Linked DNA regions of Homo sapiens: region 1 is linked to region 2. A link is an interaction called in ENCODE POLR2A ChIA-PET data of the cell type or tissue named here. Cell type or tissue: MCF 10A. All regions are shown on one strand. Links, peaks and the distances in the headings refer to the core of each region. The heading gives the core; the rest is flanking DNA.

Evidence for each region. Peaks named below come from ENCODE experiments on the same cell type or tissue, not always from the same donor. Only the 100,000 strongest peaks of a DNase experiment are listed, where the experiment ranks them.
Region 1: POLR2A ChIA-PET joins it to region 2 with 5 read pairs; 3 of 35 experiments call an interaction of 5 or more read pairs at or near these places.

What each region holds. Positions count from the first base shown.
Region 1 is chr2:119,235,158-119,243,602 of GRCh38, reverse strand. The region is part of intron 2 of STEAP3 (STEAP3 metalloreductase); the gene reads right to left. Among named protein-coding and RNA genes, the nearest start is that of STEAP3-AS1, 9.7 kb to the left of the region's middle. RefSeq lists enhancers at 2,488-3,004, 3,005-3,521. In MCF 10A, for the core only: no CTCF peak of the experiment used is centred there; a DNase peak (open chromatin) is centred at 2,932.
Region 2 is chr2:119,383,527-119,391,971 of GRCh38, reverse strand. No RefSeq gene overlaps it. Among named protein-coding and RNA genes, the nearest start is that of DBI, 21 kb to the right of the region's middle. In MCF 10A, for the core only: a CTCF peak has its summit at 4,480; DNase peaks (open chromatin) are centred at 4,061 and 4,441.

The DNA of each region.
Region 1 (8,445 bases), core at 1,919-4,418, 150 kb after region 2:
ACACCCATTGCTGCTGTCAGGCCTTTCCTCGGGTGATGGGCCTCTGGTCCTCACAAGAACCCCAGGAAGTAGATTCAGTTATCATTCCCACTTTACAGAGGAGGGAACTGAGGCTCAGGGAGGCTCAGGAACTTGTTTCAGGCAGCACAAATAATTGAGGGGAGGAAGAGCAGGAGGCAGGTCTGTCTGCCTCGGCAGTCAGAGCCTCACTCCGTCTTACTGCCCAGACAGAGAACAATGAGCTTTCCAGAGATGTCCCAGAGAGCTGCATAGCTGGGACCACACTGGCTGGGACAAGAGGCCAGGTGGGTGGAAGGGGGTGCATTCTCAATGTCAAGAGTCAGGGGACATGTGTTCCTGTCCTGCCTCTGCCAGCATGGGAAACTTCCTTAGCCTCTTGCTCATCTTTAACATGGTTTTGAAACATGGCCCTGCCTGTCACAGGATAACAGGGATTGGCTGAGCTGAGACTCTGAGGGGTTGCTTTTGTGGGGATCATGCTTTCCGAGTCCACAGATGGGGGTGGCACTCCTGCACAGACATGCAGGCACCCGCCAAGACACTCACGCCAGGCACAGCCACCCTGTGAATAGGAGACAGTATTTTCTGCCTGGTTCTGGGAGCGTTTCCTGGGTGGTGGGCTACATTTTGTAGGTGACAACGGGCCTCCTGACCCATCCTATAGTGAGTCCACGGCAGGCGGGTCTGCACCAGGTCCCTACTCAAGGCTGCTCGGTCCAGGAGCCGGGCTCTGGAGCCAGTCCGCCTGGATTCTGGTCCTGACTCTGCCTTATGTTAACTGTGTGACCATGGACCTATCTGTGCCTCAGTTTTCTCAGCTATAAAAGGGAGACCATGGCAGCACTTCCCTTATGGGCAGGTTGTAGGAGTAAATAAGTCAATTGTGTAAAGCACTTAGAACAGTGCTGAGCACATCATAAGCACCCAGCAAACGGCATTCAGTAATCACTAAGCAAACACTGGCTGCCAACAGAAATGAAGCTCCGTGCCAGCAGTAGGGCCCAGGTGGAGGGAGGGCAGAAGACCCTGCAGGCACCCCTTCAGCCCCGGGGAAGGAGGATGAAGAGCTGGGTGACAGTTATGTCAGCCCAGGAGCCTTGCAGATGGCCTCAGGGCTCGCAGGCCAGCATCTGCAATTTGGGCCGAGGTGAATTCAAATCCCTCTTCTCCTGTGGTCGGGAGGGCCAAGTCTCCCCTTGTGGTCAGTCAAGGCTGGGACAGATACACCCAGGCCTGTCCCCAACCACAGGGAGACACAAGCCCCCGGGGAGTTTTGCCCTGATGGGGAGGAAGAGTAGCCAGCCTGAGGCCCCCAGACCATCTTTCCAACATTTGCTGATGATTTGGATGATCCTAAGTAGGAACCCTCTGGACAGAAGCCTCTCCTCTGTCTCTGCCCTCTCCCCGCTGCCTGCCATCTCCTGAGTGACTTTGTGCTGAACACTCCTAAGCATATAAGGATGAGTGAGAAGCGGTCCCCACCCTGAGGGCTTACAATCTAGTGTGGGTTGGGGGAAAGGGGGCTTGAATAAGACCCATCGCCAATGACTGGACATAGGGCAGCTAGAGACAGAGCTCAGGAATGGCACAGGTATGGCCCAGGCTCTTGCCCAGGGGGCAGCCGAAGGGGAAGCCAGGACGGCTTCACGCAGACATGCATCTGAGGATCCCTGAAAAACCTCGAATGATTTACCTCGAAACAAAACTGAACCAGCCCAAAGTGAAGCAAGGCGAGAAGATCCAGATTTTGAGTCCTATTTTTGTTGAACCCCAGACCTAATCACAGGTGGGAAGGGATTGCCAGGGCTGGGCCTTGAGGGTGTTGCTCAGAACCTGACTTGGCATCTGCTCCCTTCCAGGGAGCTGATATGGAGGCCGCTGCAGCCGAGGGGAGCTGGTCCCACGTCTGCCCCTAACTGGCGCTGGGACATAGGAGGTCCCTGGGCCTCTCTGGGTGGCTTCTCTAACAGGAGCTGCTGCACCAGCTCAGCTCCAAGCCCCTTTCATCCCCAGCAGTCTAGGGTGCTATGAAAAGTCCTAGACTTATGGTCCTAAGGGTCCCTGCTTTTCAGCGGTAGGATAAATGCAAACTAAACGTTAAGCACCTCCAAAGCTTCTCTTGCCACCAAAATGCAGTCTGCAACAGGAAAATGCCAGGTTGTAATGCTGCCTTGTACTGCTCCCTAGGCGGCCTCTTCCTTGACCTTTCTGATGTAGGGACGGAGCCACTTGGCTGGGAGGGGTCAGGCAGGTGGTTAAAGGCACGGGCTGTGGGTGGGGCTGCTGGGGAGAAATCATGGCCTCACATGCCAGTAGCTGGGTGCCTTTGGGTGAGTTACATAGCTCCTCTGTGCCTTAGTTCCCTCACCTTTAAAACGGGAACACTAATTATACCTCTCTAAAGACTGTTTGAGGATGAAATGAGTTAATATGTGTAAAAGCTCAGAGCTCATTTCTGACTGGTTGTGTGTGCACTTGTGTTTCCTAATCTTGTATGCATGTGTGTGTGTGTGTGCACGTGTCCTATTCTTGTGTGCATGTGTGTTGTGTGTACTCTTCTCTAACTTCTTCATGGACAGTGGCCACGTTCAATTCTTCTGCCCCCTCCTGATGCTCAGCATGAACCCTCCTGCTGAAGGCTGGCAGGGGTTGGGGGCAGGACAGGTGGTACATGTCTTGGAAGTCCCAGAGGCCTGTCCCTGCGGCCTGAGGTGAGGGTGTGACTAACCCTGTCTGGGCCCTGGCTCCCTGGGGGTTCTATTTATAGAACTGGAGAGGGAGCAGATGGGATCAGATTGCAGCTCTGTGGGCCGAGGCCTGTCTCCTGCCTGCAGACCTGCCTGCCTCTCCTCCCAAGCTGTGGACAGAACTGCCATGGAGGATCGGGTGTCCTGGTCCCCTCTGGGTCTCTGCCCAGGCTTGTCTGTCCCCTCCTTCTTCCCGGCAGGGCTACAGCCTGTGTTTATGGCTGGGAGCCACGCCTGGCCCATGGGCCTGCCTGCCAGCTCCTGTCTGCTCTTGCGCAGGCCACTAACAGTTGGCCACATGACATCCACAGCCCCATGGCCTCTTCTTCATGGACACCGATCACCTTTCAGACATGAGTGGCCAGGGCAGGCTGTGGCCACGGAGGGTTTGCTGTGAGGTCGGTATGGATTGAGGTGCTGGGGCCACTGGCAATCAGAGGCTGGCTGTGGCACCCTGCAGCCAGATGGAGTGGGGGCGGCCTGCAGGCCAAGAACGGGGTGCCTCGCACGCCTCCCATGTGGGGACTGACTGAGCAAAGAGAGAGAAAATAACCCAGTTCTTGTCCTCAAGCAGCCCACAGTTATCTTCAATTTTTTTAAATTTTTGTTTATTTATTAGTTATTTATTTATTGAGACGGAGTCTCGCTGTGTCGCCAGCCTGGAGTGCAGTGGCGCGATCTCGACTCACTGCAACCTCTGCCTCCCAGGTTCAAGCAATTCTCTTGTCTCAGACTTCTGAGTCTGAGTAGCTGGGACTACAGGCGCATGCTATCACGTCCAGCTACTTATTTTCAATTAAAAAAAATTTTTTTTGTCTGGTCAGTAAAATTACATTTAGGGGCACATGTTCCTATTACTGCTCTATTTCTTTATAAGTAAAATACATTCAAAATGTACACTTATGCAGCAGTGCCCTATAACGTTGTATGTGGTATAAGTAATATGTAAACAAATGTAGGTGCAAGGAGGCTCTGTATGTCCTCCCTAATCCCAGGGAATGAGCCTTAAGAAGCCCCAAGGAAGTGCACACACACCCTGGAGACCTTTGCCCCATGGGAGGGCCAGGCAGTGGACTAAAGTGTTTAAGGTCTCCTGACAAGGGTACTGACTTCGGACAGCGGGGACTGGGAGGATTCCTGCAGGAGGTGGGCCTGAGCCGAACTTTGACGAATTGAGAGTGAGCCCAAGAAAAGCGCTTCAGAAAGAGGGGCCTGCATTGAGCAAACGGGGCCCAAGATAGCCCAGAGTGCAAGGACCCATCAACAGTGCATGTCCCTGGGTGAACGAGTATGTGCCCACAGCCAGCACCAGGGCTCAGCAAGCCACAAGTGAAAACATAAATTCTTGCACACAGCCTGGCCAACATGGTGATACCCCATCTCTACTAAAAATACAAAAATTACCTGGGTGTGTTGGCACGTGCCTGTAATCCCAGCTACTCCGGAGGCTGAAGCAGGAGAATCGCTTGAACCTGGGAGGCGGAGGTTGCAGTGAGCCGAGATCGCGCCACTGCACTCCAGCCTGGGCGACAGAGTGAGACTCCGTCTCAAACAAACAAACAAAAACAAAAAAATTCTCGCACAGAACTCTTTTCTAGACTGAAAACGTGTAGAGAGGGAAAGAGGAAGGACCTGGATCTGGGGTCTACTCTGAGTATCTTCTCACTGGGAGGTACTGGACACGCCAGTCCTTTCTCTAACCTGTTTCATCAAGTGTAAAATGAAAATACCGATTTTCCCTCAAGGGCATGAAGTAGCCAAGGGCCATATACACCTGGGGCATTGCGCTGTGGCTGGGATGTTTCTGGGAGTTCTTCCCCTGTGGTCTTTTTCTCATGTGCTCGTTGTCCACCCCCCGCCCCCACTTCCCTGAGCTTTGGGAGGGCAAGATTGCTGTGTGTTGTTCCACATGCACCCAGAACCCCACACCATGCCTGGCACACTGTAGAGGTTCTGTGCATCTCTCTGCCTGACTGCACACACCACTGGAGCCTATGTAGCCTCTGGGGGCAGAAATCCTTCCAAAATGCAGTACAAAATCAGATCCTCATCCAGCACCCCAGGGATCACCCCAACCTGCCTGGGGTCCATCTTCAGTTTTCACAGAGCCTTTGTGTAAGCTCTGCCTCTTCTCTCATCCTCAGGACTTTGTGGGCGCTGTCTGTCTGCCTGCTCACCTCTTAAAGCCCCCCAGGTCCTGCTAATTCGCTGCTGACGAAATCGAAAGAGCACAGCATCGAGAAAGTGCAAAGCCAACTCAGAATGGAGAAAAGTTCAGGAAATCATATAACTGATAAGGGGACCTGTTTCTAAATATCTGAAGAACTCTTACACCTCGGTATTAAAAAGACAAACAACCTACATAAAGTGGGCAAAAGACTGGAAAAGACACTTCTCCAAAAAAGATATACAAATGCACATGAAAAGATGTTCAGCATCATTAGCCCTCAGGGAAATGCAAATGAAAACCACAATGAGATACCACTTCACACCCACTAGGATGGCTACAATGATATATTTTTTTAAAAGACAGGGAGGATGTGGAGAAATCAGAACCCTCCTACACTGCTGCTGGGATTGTAAAATGGTGCAGGCACCGTGGAGAACAGCCTGGGAATTCTTCAAAACGTTAAACAGTTTCTATATGACCCAGCAACTCCACTCCTAGCTATATATCCAAGAGAAGGAAGAATGTATATCCACACAAAAACATTTTCACCCATTATTCATAATACCCAAAAAGTGGAAACAATTCAAACGTCCATCAACTGAGGAATGGTTAAACAAAATGTGGCCTATCCATCCGGTGGATTAATATTCAGCCATAAAGAGAACTAAGTATGCATCCAACAGGGGTGAACCTTGAAAGCATTAAGGGAAAGAAGCCAATTACAAAAGGCCAGACATTACATAATTACACTTATATAAATGTCTAGAATAAACAAATCAATAGAGACAGAAAGTAGATTAGTGGTGGCCAGAATGGGGGATTTGGAGAAAATGGGGAGTGATCCTCACGGGTACACCATGCAACTCACCATTTGAATGGGTGAATTGCGTGGTGATGTGAGGCATAGCTCAGTAAGGTTATTTAAAAAGTTGTTACCTAAAATAAAAAAGGAAATTGAGGTATGGCAGACTGCTACTAGTGTGTGTAAACCAAGAGTAAACATGTTTTGGATGACAGCTTAAGCGCGCTCCATGAGCCTATGTCATTGGATGGATTTTGTAACACCAATGTTGGTGGCTGCTGTGGTTTGGAGGTTTGTCCCCCAAAAACCTCATGTTGAATTCTGATCTCCAATACTGGAGGTGCACCTAATAAGAGGTGTTTGGGTCATGGGGGTGGATTCCCTCCCTGGCTGGGGGGAGGGCAGAGGAGCAAGTAAGTTCCCTGTTAGTTCTCACTGTATTAGTTTCCTCGAGAGCAGCTTGTTAAAAAGAGCCTGCCACCTCCCTACCCTCTCTCTCTCTCTTACTTCCTCTCTCCCCAGGTGATCTCTGCACACATGGTGCACATGAAGAAATGGGGCTCAGGAAGGTGAAGTGACTTGCCCAGGCCACCAGCTAGCAAGTGGTCAGGTGGGATATGAATCCACTCCTCTGCTGGGCCCTTGCTGGCTGACCTTGCAGGTTACTAAGGTGACTGATCCTGAATAAATCCAGAGCATTCAAATGTTTGTCTTCCTTTTGAAAAACACCTTTTCTCTTTACAAATTCCCCAGCTTCAGGTATTCCTTTATAGCAACACAAAGACCACACTAGCACAGTGGCTCTGCAACCTTCTGAAGTTATGTCCTATTTGTTTTCCACATAATTGAGGTTCCTAAGCCCCGTGACCTCTGGACAAGTGAGGCTTATATAATCAGTACCATTACCTGTTGTTGTTGTAAAAATGGTGCCTTGGGCTAAACTGTTCTCTTGGCCTTTGCTCACACAGCTATTTCTCTGCCATCCATGCAAGCCATTCCAGGGCCCAGGGGATGATGTGTGTGTGCCAAGTGCTGGGGTCTGAGGTCCACCCCACCAGCTCCCAGGTCAGTGAACAGGGCAGATGTGTTCCAGGGGGAGTGGGGGAGGCACCGTCTGCTGCTCACCCACATGGCTGAGGGTTTATAGAAGGATGTGCAGGTGGAAACATGCACACAGCTGCAGATCTGCTAAGTGGGGCATTAGGTCCCTCTTCCTCCTAAAGTCATCCCTTCCCTAACCAGGCAGAGGATCATTTCAGCCCCTGGGATTCTCTAAATAACACAGCTGAAGCCACAATTGGTCACTGAGAGCTTCCCTAGCCAGGCCAGGCCACTCCCCACAATGCAGCCAACAGGACACGGGCTCAGCAAAACGTTAGAACACTCTGGATTTATTCAGGATCAGTCACCTTAGTAAACTGCAAGGTCAGCCAGCAAGGGCCCAGCAGAGGGATGGAATTTCATATCCCACCAGACCACTTGCTAGCTGGCGGCCCGGCCAAGTCACTTCACCTTCCTGAGCCCCATTTCCTCATCTGCACTATGGGCTGATGTTCCTCACCTTAATGAGGTGTGGCAAGGATTATATGAGACAAATAAAGTGCTACGCTCTGAGCCTGTTAAATTTACTCATTTTTAATTCTATTCCTCTCTAGGATATTTTGTAAATCTTTTTGTCTGGGTAAAGCAGAAATAGATGCACCCAAATCAATACACGGTGTTCTCTGCCTAATGGAAAAATTTACTTTAAAATCTTCTAAAAATGTGCTCTAAGATAATGGCCTGGAGGTACATGCCCATTTCTCCCCAAGACAATCGGAGGAAAAGACCTGCTACTATTTGGGACTTGGGAGTGGGAAGAAGAAGGGGGAAGAGCAGAGCAGAAGATCTGGGGTGGAGGGAAGAGTAGGAGGACCTGCTGCTCAGGGCCACAGCCCTGGTGGCTGGGCACTGGGGCACTGGGGTCGGCACTGGGCTCCTTGAGCCCTCTAGGGGATGCTGGTCCCAACATCTGGTTCCCTGCCGAGGACAGTCATGCCACTGGGGTCTCCAGGCCACTTACCCTTGCAAGGATCAAGCCTATACCAACTGCTCCTCTGCCTCCATGGCCCTCCAGAGCAATACGTCTCACTGGACAGTACTGTTTTCTTTCCTGTCTATCTTCTCCCCCACTCCAAGCTCCTCAAGGTGAGAACTAAGTAAAACTCACTTTTGCAAACCCCAGCACTTAGGACACATCAGGTCAAACTTGAGCTGCATCAGGGTCACCTGGAGGACTGATGAAAACATATTGCTGGGCTCCACATCCAGAATTGCTGGTGCTGCTGGTGTGGGGACCACACTTTGAAAACCACTGCAGTAGCTGCTCAGGAAAGGGCTGTGGACGGAGTCAATGAACTAACCACTCACTTGCATGCAAGAGCAACTCAGTTTTGACTTTTTTTTTCCCTGGGTCTTTACAGTTGGCCCAGCTCCCAGCCCACTTGGTCCAGAAAGTCCTCCCTGCTCACGGGGGCTTCGAGTATCCATGCTGTCTCTGAGCTCCTCTAGATCTTGAGGGTCACATGCATATGCTCTGTCCCTACGTACCCCTTGGCTGCCCAGAGCTGGGTCTCTCAGGTGAGAAGAAGGCAATCAGAGTCATTGTGGCATTGTTAGCTGAGTCAATAAAACAAACCCCATGGGGACCACTCCCTGGCTACATG
Region 2 (8,445 bases), core at 3,287-5,786:
TACTCTGTCCCAAAGCTCCCTCTCTAGACACTTCACACTTTGCTCATCAGGCCCCAAGGCCTTCCTTCCTCCAGACCTGGGCCCATTCCACCAGACCATTCTGCCATGTCCCTCTGAGAACCTTGCAGCATTCCCTTTACATGTTCCTCTGACAACCTTGTAGGATATGTTGCATGAGGTTGTCGTTTTCCATTTGTTACTGTATATTATTCCATAGTGTGACTATTCCGTATTATTTAATTTTTAAAAAGTTCAACTTACCAATTTTTTTGTGTGTCAGCCAGTTACGGTGGCTCACACCTGTATTCCCAGCACTTTGGGAGGCTGAGGCGGGAGGATCACTTAAGCCCAGGAGTTTGAGACCAGCCTGGGCAACAAAGTAAGACCCTGTCTCTACAAAAATACACACACACTCACACACACACACACACACACACACACACACACACACACACATTTCTTTTGTGGATCATGCCTTTGGTGTGTATCTAAAAAGTTATCACCATAGCCAAGGTCATCTAGGTGTTCTCCTATGTTATCTTCTAGAAGCTTTATAGTTTTGCATTTTACTTTTAGGTCTATGATCCATTTTGAGTTAGTTTTTGCGAAAGGGGGAAGGCCTGTGCATAGAGTCATTTTTTTTTTTTTTTTTTTTTTGCTTGTGGATGTCCAGTTGTTCTAGCACCATTTGTTGAAGACTATCTTTTCTTCAATGTGTGGCTTTTGCCCCTTTGTCAAAGATCACTTAGCTGTATTTATGTGGATCTATTTTCTGGGCTCTCTCTTCTGTTCCATTGATCTATTTGGCTATTCTTTCATCAATACTACACTGTCTTATTGGAGCTTGATAGTAAGTCTTGATATCAGGTACTGTCAGTCCTCCGACTTTGTACTTGAAGATATCGTGTTCACTATTCTAGATCTTTTGCCTCTGCATATAAACTTCAGAATTAATTTACCAATATCCACAAAATAGCTTGATAAAATTTTGATTGGGACTGCATTAAATTAGATCAAGCTGAGGAAGAGCTAACATCTTGAAAATATTGAGTCTTCCTCCATGAACATGTAATATACCTCCATTTATTTAGTTCTTTGATTTCATTCATCAGAATTTTGTACTTTTCCTCATAAAAATTTTGGATATAGTTTGTTAGATTTATAATTAAGGATTTCATATTGGGGGATGTTAATGGAAATGGTACTGTGTTTTTAATTTCAAATTCCACTTGGTATATAGGAAAGTAATTGGCTTTTGTATATTAACCTTGTATCCTGGAATCCTGCTATAATTGCTTATTAGTTCCAGAAGTTTTTCATTGACTATGATCATATCATCTGCAAACAAAAATAGTTTTATTTCTTCCTTTCTAATTTGTATTTTTTATTTGTATTTATTGTATTCTTTAAGTTTGTATTCTTTTATTTCCTTTCCTCATCTCATTGCATTAGCTAGAACTTCCAGGATAATGTTGAAAAGGAGTGGGGAGAGAGGACATCCTTGCTTTATTCCTTGTTTCCTTAGTGGGAAAGCTTTGAGTCTCTCACTATTAAGTAAGATGTTAGCTATAGATATTTTGTAGATATCCTTCACCCAGTTGAGGAAGTTCCCCTCTATTCCTAGTTTACTGAAGTTTTCTTTTTTTAATCATAAATGCATGCTGAATTTTGTCAAATGCTTTTTCTGCATCTATTAATAAGATCATGTGATTTTTCTCTTTTAACATGTTGATGTGATGAGTAACATTAATTGATTTTGAATATTAAATCAGCCTTGCATTCCTGGGAGAAATATCACTTGGTTGTGTGTATAATTCTTTTGAAACCGCCTCTGCAAAAATTAGAACAGAAAATTATGACAGTGAAAGAGATCTGACCTAACTGATTCCATATTTCTTCTAACCTCCAAACTGTCCTTGTTCATTCCTGGGTGCAGGCCAAACTAATTTTGGAAGGAACTTAGTTTATGGCTTAACTTTGAAACAAAGATGATAACGGCCCTCTTCCAAAACAAATCCGCTTCCTGCCTGGGGACTAGACTGCCTTTGCAGGACTAACAGATTAGCCACAAGATTAGAAATTATGGTTTAGGGGTCACGCTGCTAGAGGCTGCAAGATTCTAAACCTCCCAAATTATCCTGGGGATAATATTACTATTGCAAAACCTAAGATCAGACCCTGCACTCAATGGATCAGCTGGCACCACCCAGATCGAGAAACTGGCTCATCTGGTCTTGTGGCCCCCATCCAGGAACTGACTCAGCACAAGAGCACAGCTCCCTATGATTTCATCTCCAACTCAACCTGTCAGTGCTCCCATGTTCTGACCCCCTGCCCACCAAATTATCCTTAAAAACCCTGATCCCCTAGCTTTCTGGGAGACTGATTCGAATAATAATAAAACTGCAGTCACCCATACAGCTGGCTCTGTGAGAATTAAACTATTGCAATTCCCCTGTCTTGATAAATCAGCTCTCTCTAGGCAGTGGGCAAGGAGAACCTGTTGGGTGATTACACTTTTCTTTCTTTTGTTTTTTTTTGTTTTGTTTTGTTTGAGACAGTGTCTCGCTCTGTTGCCCAGGCTGGAGTGCAGTGGCATGATCTCGGTTCACCGCAGCCTCAACCTCCCCAGGCTCAAGCAATCCATCCACCTAAGCCTCCCCAGTAGCTGAGATTAGAGGAGTGCACCGCTATACCCAGCTAATTTTTGTATTTTTAGTAGAGGTGGGGTTTTGCCATGTTGCCCAGACTGGTCTCAAACTCCTGAGCTCAAGTGATCTGCCTGCCTCAGCCTCCCAAAGTCAGTTACACTTTTCTATCAAACTGTTGGATTCAATTTGCTAATATTTTGTTGAGGATTTTGCATCTATGCTCATAAAAGATACTGGTCTGCAGTTTTCTTTTCTTGTAATGTCTTTGTTTGGTTTTGGTGTTAGGGCAGTGCTGGCTCCATAGAATGAGATAGGAAACCTTTGCCCCCTTAATGGTGTTTCTTACTGTCACTTAAAATTCGATTTAGGAAAAAAGGTTTTCTCTGTTCCTAAACAAAAAACAGGATCCTGGCAGGCCCTATAGTTTGCCAGTTTCCTCCTACATAGTAAAGTGTCCTTAGATGGAGTAAAAGAAGTCTCACACACAAAAATACAAATATATAATTTCATCTATAGGAAGTTGTAGAACAGGCAAAACTAATCTGCGGTAGAAAAAGCCAGAGCAGAATTTGCCTCTAGGACCATGATGACAGATATTGACTGGGAAGGGGCATGAAGGAAATTTCTGGATGTAATGTTCTATATTTCGATAGGGATCTGGGTTGTACAAGTATATGCATTTGTTAAAACATCACACAGTACACGTTTTTGCATGCAATCTGTGGTATATAAATCTTTCCCTAAGGAAATAATGGACTGTAAATAAATACTGAACTTTGATTAATAATATACATGATTCAGTTTTTTGGGGAAGCATACTGACATCGGCAACTTATTTTGATATTCACAGAAAAAATAATTTAGATTGCTTGAGAGATAGAGGGATGATGGATAGGTGGATTAATATATGATAATGCAGCCCGGTGCAGTGACTCATGCTTGTAATCCCAGCACTTTGGGAGGCCGAGGCAGGAGGATTGCCTGAGGCCCAGGATTTGAGACCAACCTGGGCAAAATAGCAAAACCCCATCTCTACAAAATGTTAAAAAAAAAAAAAAAAAAGCAATTCGTGTAAAATGCTGTGAGAAAATCTATGTAGTGGACACATGGGTGTTTGCTGGAAAATTCTTTCAACTTATTTTCATAATAAAATGGAGAGAAATAACAAATGGAAAGTCCTTTAAAGTTTGGTGTGGCTAAAAGAATGGTCTGCGTCCTGGCCCAGGCCAGGTGGTCTTATCACTCCATCATGTGGCTTCTGCAGATCCCAGGTCCCAGTTCTGTCCTGCAGTCTGTCCCGTGACTGTCTCCACTGGAAATGGTGTCATCTGCTCACAGCCCCAAACACCATTTCTAGATGACTCATGGCCTCTGCCCACGCAAGATCTACAGGTTCTCTTTTAAGCTTTTGAGTCTTGATCACATGTATCGTTAAGGAGATTGCTTCCTCAGTAGCTATTGGCAGCAATGCCAGCACTGGCTTGGTTCCCTCTGAGCGCTGCATCAGGCCTGCTCTGCCAAGCGGAAAATGCTGCTCTGCCCAATGGGCAGAAATGAGGATAAGGGGGCATTTCCTGGCAGGCACAGCTCCACTCAACACCTCTGCTGACTCCAGAGGGTTCTGGGTTAACCATTTAACATATACTACCTTAGTTAATGGAAAACATCTGACCTGCTGCACCCTGGCAGAAGTAGACTTTGAAGTGGAGAGCTGGGACTGAAAAAGAAAAAGTCTGTGGGAAGAACTCCAAAATACAACAGGAAGGAGGAAACCAGAAATTATGCAAGATGGCCCCAAGGGAGAGAGAGAGAGCGATAGAGAGAGAAAGACTGCCTCTGAAGCAGCAGAGGCCGCTAAAGAGAATCCTGGAGAAGGCAGCCATCAAACCTTTTTCACTTTCAAGGGAGCCTGAAACTGCAAGCTACAACTTACCGGCTGAATTATAAAAACAACAATGTTTAAAATAATAATATTCAGTGCTAGCAAGAAGTTGGTGAGAGGGCACTTTTATACATTACTAGTAACAGGTTTTTACAAAAATAATTTAACAATATGTATAAAAGATCATACATTTTTACTCAATAAGTTATATCCAAGAGTATATCTATTCTAGGGGCAAAAAAAATGTTTTCAAAGATCCATGTATAAAGATATTTAACAGGCTGGGCGAGGAATCCCAGCACTTTGGGAGGCCGAGGCGGGCAGATCACAAAGTCAGGAGATCGAGACCATCCTGGCTAACACGGTGAAACCCTGTCTCTACTAAAAATACAAAAAGAAATTAGCCGGGCGTGGTGACGGGCACCTGTAGTCCCAGCTACTTGGGAGGCTGAGGCAGGAGAATGGTGTGAACCCGGGAGGCGGAGCTTGCAGTGAGCCAGTGAGCCGAGATCGCTCCACTGCACTCCAGCCTGGGCGACAGGGCGAGACTCCGTCTCAAAAAAAAAAAAAAAAAAAAGTTTAACAAATTATTATAATAACAGGAAAAATAGGGTATTGCTTATAGTGTACTAATTAAATTATAGTTTAACAATGCGATGCAAATATTATGCAGACATTTTTCATGATATACTTTAGGGGAGAAAAATCAGGTTTAGAACTTTATACACAGTATGATTCCCATTATGTGCTAAATGATTATGAGAGATTATTTGTTCTCTTTTTATAGTTTTCAATATTTTCTAAGTTTTCTGCAATGCATGCATATTGTTTTTCATATTTGGAAAAATATTTCTTAAAATGCAGCAGTTTGGAGATGGGATGTGAAGATTTCTCTCTGGGGATTGAGAAGGCAATATTGCCAAGGCTTGTTTAATATCTCTTAAAAATCAATTTGCTTAAGGATAAGCTTGCTATATTAAAATTAAAAAGAAAGAAAGAGATGAAAAATCAATTTGCAAATCTTTTTTCTTTTCTTTCTTTTCTTTTTTTTTTTTTGAGATGGAGTTTTGCTTTTTGCCCAGGCTGTAGTGCAATGGTGCCATCTCGGCTCACTGCAACCTCCGCCTCTGGGGTTCAAGTGATTCTCCTGCCTCAGCCTCCCGAGTAGCTGGGATTACAGGCATGCTTGTATTTTTGGTAGAGACGAGCTCGTCTCTACTAAAGTTTCTCGAACTCCCGACCTCAGGTGATCTGCCTGCCTCAGCCTCCCAAAGTGCTGGGATTATAGGCGTGAGCCACTGCTCCTTGCCTTCTTTTCTTTTTTTAAAAATCTTTTTTACAGTCTGTCCAAGAATATGGCAAAATTTGCAAATTTTTTGCTTATACTGTAAAGACAGTGCAGGTTCCAGTTTAGATTCGTACTGATGGAAATGTTGAGTCTGTGGGTAGGCGGAACAAAGCCTACTGCTGAAGAGCAGGGCTCTGCCTGCATTCGGCTGGGGCAGATGCATTATAAAACTTCCCGAAAGTGTAGTTGTAAGGCAGGGCTATGAACTGTGTAGACAAAACAGAAAAACCCCATTCCTACAAAATGTTTTTTTTTAAAAGAAAAAAAAGATAATGCAACTAAAGTAAAGAAAATCTGTGTAGTGAATACACAGGAGTTTGCTGTAAAATTATTTCAACTTTTATGTATGTTGAAAAAGTTTCATAACCGTCCATAGTGGCAAAGGTTGCTGCTATGCTCTCTTGCAACACAGACAGCTTTAGTGACAAATTTCCACCATCCACAGGGAAAGTGAAGGGCCACTGGAAAAGAAGGAACAGGGGAAAGGGAACTACCACTTATGGAGTCTTGTGGGACGTGTGTATAATGTTGTTGTAGCCAGAAAATGACAGAAACCTCTCTCGTACCAGCATACACAAAAAAGAGTTACATTGGAAAGGACAGTTTGATTGAAGCTTCATGTGATAATATGGAATCTCTTGCAGCTTATATTTTCCAAAAATGGCTGCAACAATCTCCCATCCCATGGGCCTTTCCTACAATATGACTTTGACTTTCCTCCCATGAAGAGATGGGGTTTATGTTCCTTCTCCTTGAATTTGGGTGGGCTTATGACTATGGCAGAAGGGATGCTGTGTGATTTATGAGGCTAGGTTATACCAGGTGACACAAATTCTGCCCACTCTCTGGGGACACCGACTTTGGGAACTCGGCCACCATGCTCTGAGGAAGCCCAAGCCACATGGGGAGCCAGGTGTAGGCGTCTGGCCAATCGCCAGCATCAATCATCTACCAGACACATGAGTGAGGAAGCTCTGTGGGACTCCAGCCTCCACCATCAGGTGCAGCCTTGGGAGCCATCCTGAACAAGACCCACCCAGGTGAGCCCAACTAACCCCAGAGCCATGAAAACAATAATAATAAAGTGATTGTTGTTATTTTAAGCCACTAATTTAATTTCTGAGGTGACTTGTTACACAAAAATAGAGAACTAGAACAATGTCCATCTCTTAGCTCTTCCTCTCTTTTTTGTTGAACTCATTCTCTCCTGGTGGGTGGCAGGGTGGAGGGAGTGGCTAGAGTAAGCTCCAGGCTTAGCATCTCCATGAGAAAGAGATTTTTCTTCTAACGTCCAAATACGATCTCAGAGGACAGCTAGTGTGTTGTTGACTCCTATGCCCATCTTTGGAACGTCACTGTGGCCAGAGGAATGGGATTCTGTGACTGAGGCTGCCATTTGTTCACTCCAACATACATTTCCTCCTTCCCCTGGTAATGACATAAATTCTCCTGATTTTATTCATGTTGGCAATGTGCCCATCTCTCTTGTAGCTAGGGATGGCTAGGTGGTTAAATTCTGGCCAATGACAGGTGTGTGGTCCTTTACAGAAAGATCCTGTATCAGCTCCTATTATTGTAACAGATCACCACAAATGCAGTAGCTTAAAACAACATAAATTTATTGACTTACAGTTCTGGAGGTCAGAAGTTTGATATGGGTCTCACCAGGCTACAATCAAGGTGTCTGGGGGGCTGTTCCTTCTGGAGGCTGTAGGGGAGAATCTGTTTCCTCACCTTTTCTAGATTCTAGAGGCTGCCACGTGCCTTGGTTAGTGTCTTCTTCCATCTTCAAAGTCAGTGATGGCTGACTGAGTTGTTCTTACATCGCACCATCCTGACATTGCCTGTTCTGCCTATCTCTTCCACACTTAAGGACCCTTGTGATTACACCGGGTCCATCTGGATAATCCAGGCATCTCCCCACCTTAAAATCAGCAGATTAGCAACCCTACTTCTCCTTTCCATGCAACCTAATCTATTCACAGGTTCTGGGGGATTCAGACACGAACCTCTCTGGGTAGATCATTATTCTGCTAACCACAAATCTTTAAAAAGGAAGGGTACCCTTTTATCCTTTCTTCTCCCTTCCTGCTGTCTTGAATGGACTCCTGATACATCCACTTCTGGGATGAGGTACTGTGGCTGGCAGCCTGCCAGAAGCACCTTTTGGCAGTTGCTGCAAAGAGAGAGGAACTGTTCTTAGTAGGCTGAGAGAAGGATGCCAGACAGACAAAAACATCAGATGTTCATTATAAACATCTGCTGCAATAATGCTGCATGATCAACAACCCCTAAGACTCAGTGGCTTACAAGATTTATTTGTTAATTTCTAGCTCACAGGCCTTCAGTTGATGGTGGCTCTGCCAGGCTTATCTGGGATCAGTTGGACTTGCTCAAGGCTGTGGTTAGCTTCAGGTAGGCCTTGCTTATCTCTCATGTACCTGGCAACAGTGGCTCCTTGGCATCTTCTTCCCATGGCAGATGGCAGAAGTTCAAGAGGGCCGGCTAAGCCACACAAGCTCATATAAAGCTCTTTCCTGGATCATGTCTGATCACATGCCGTT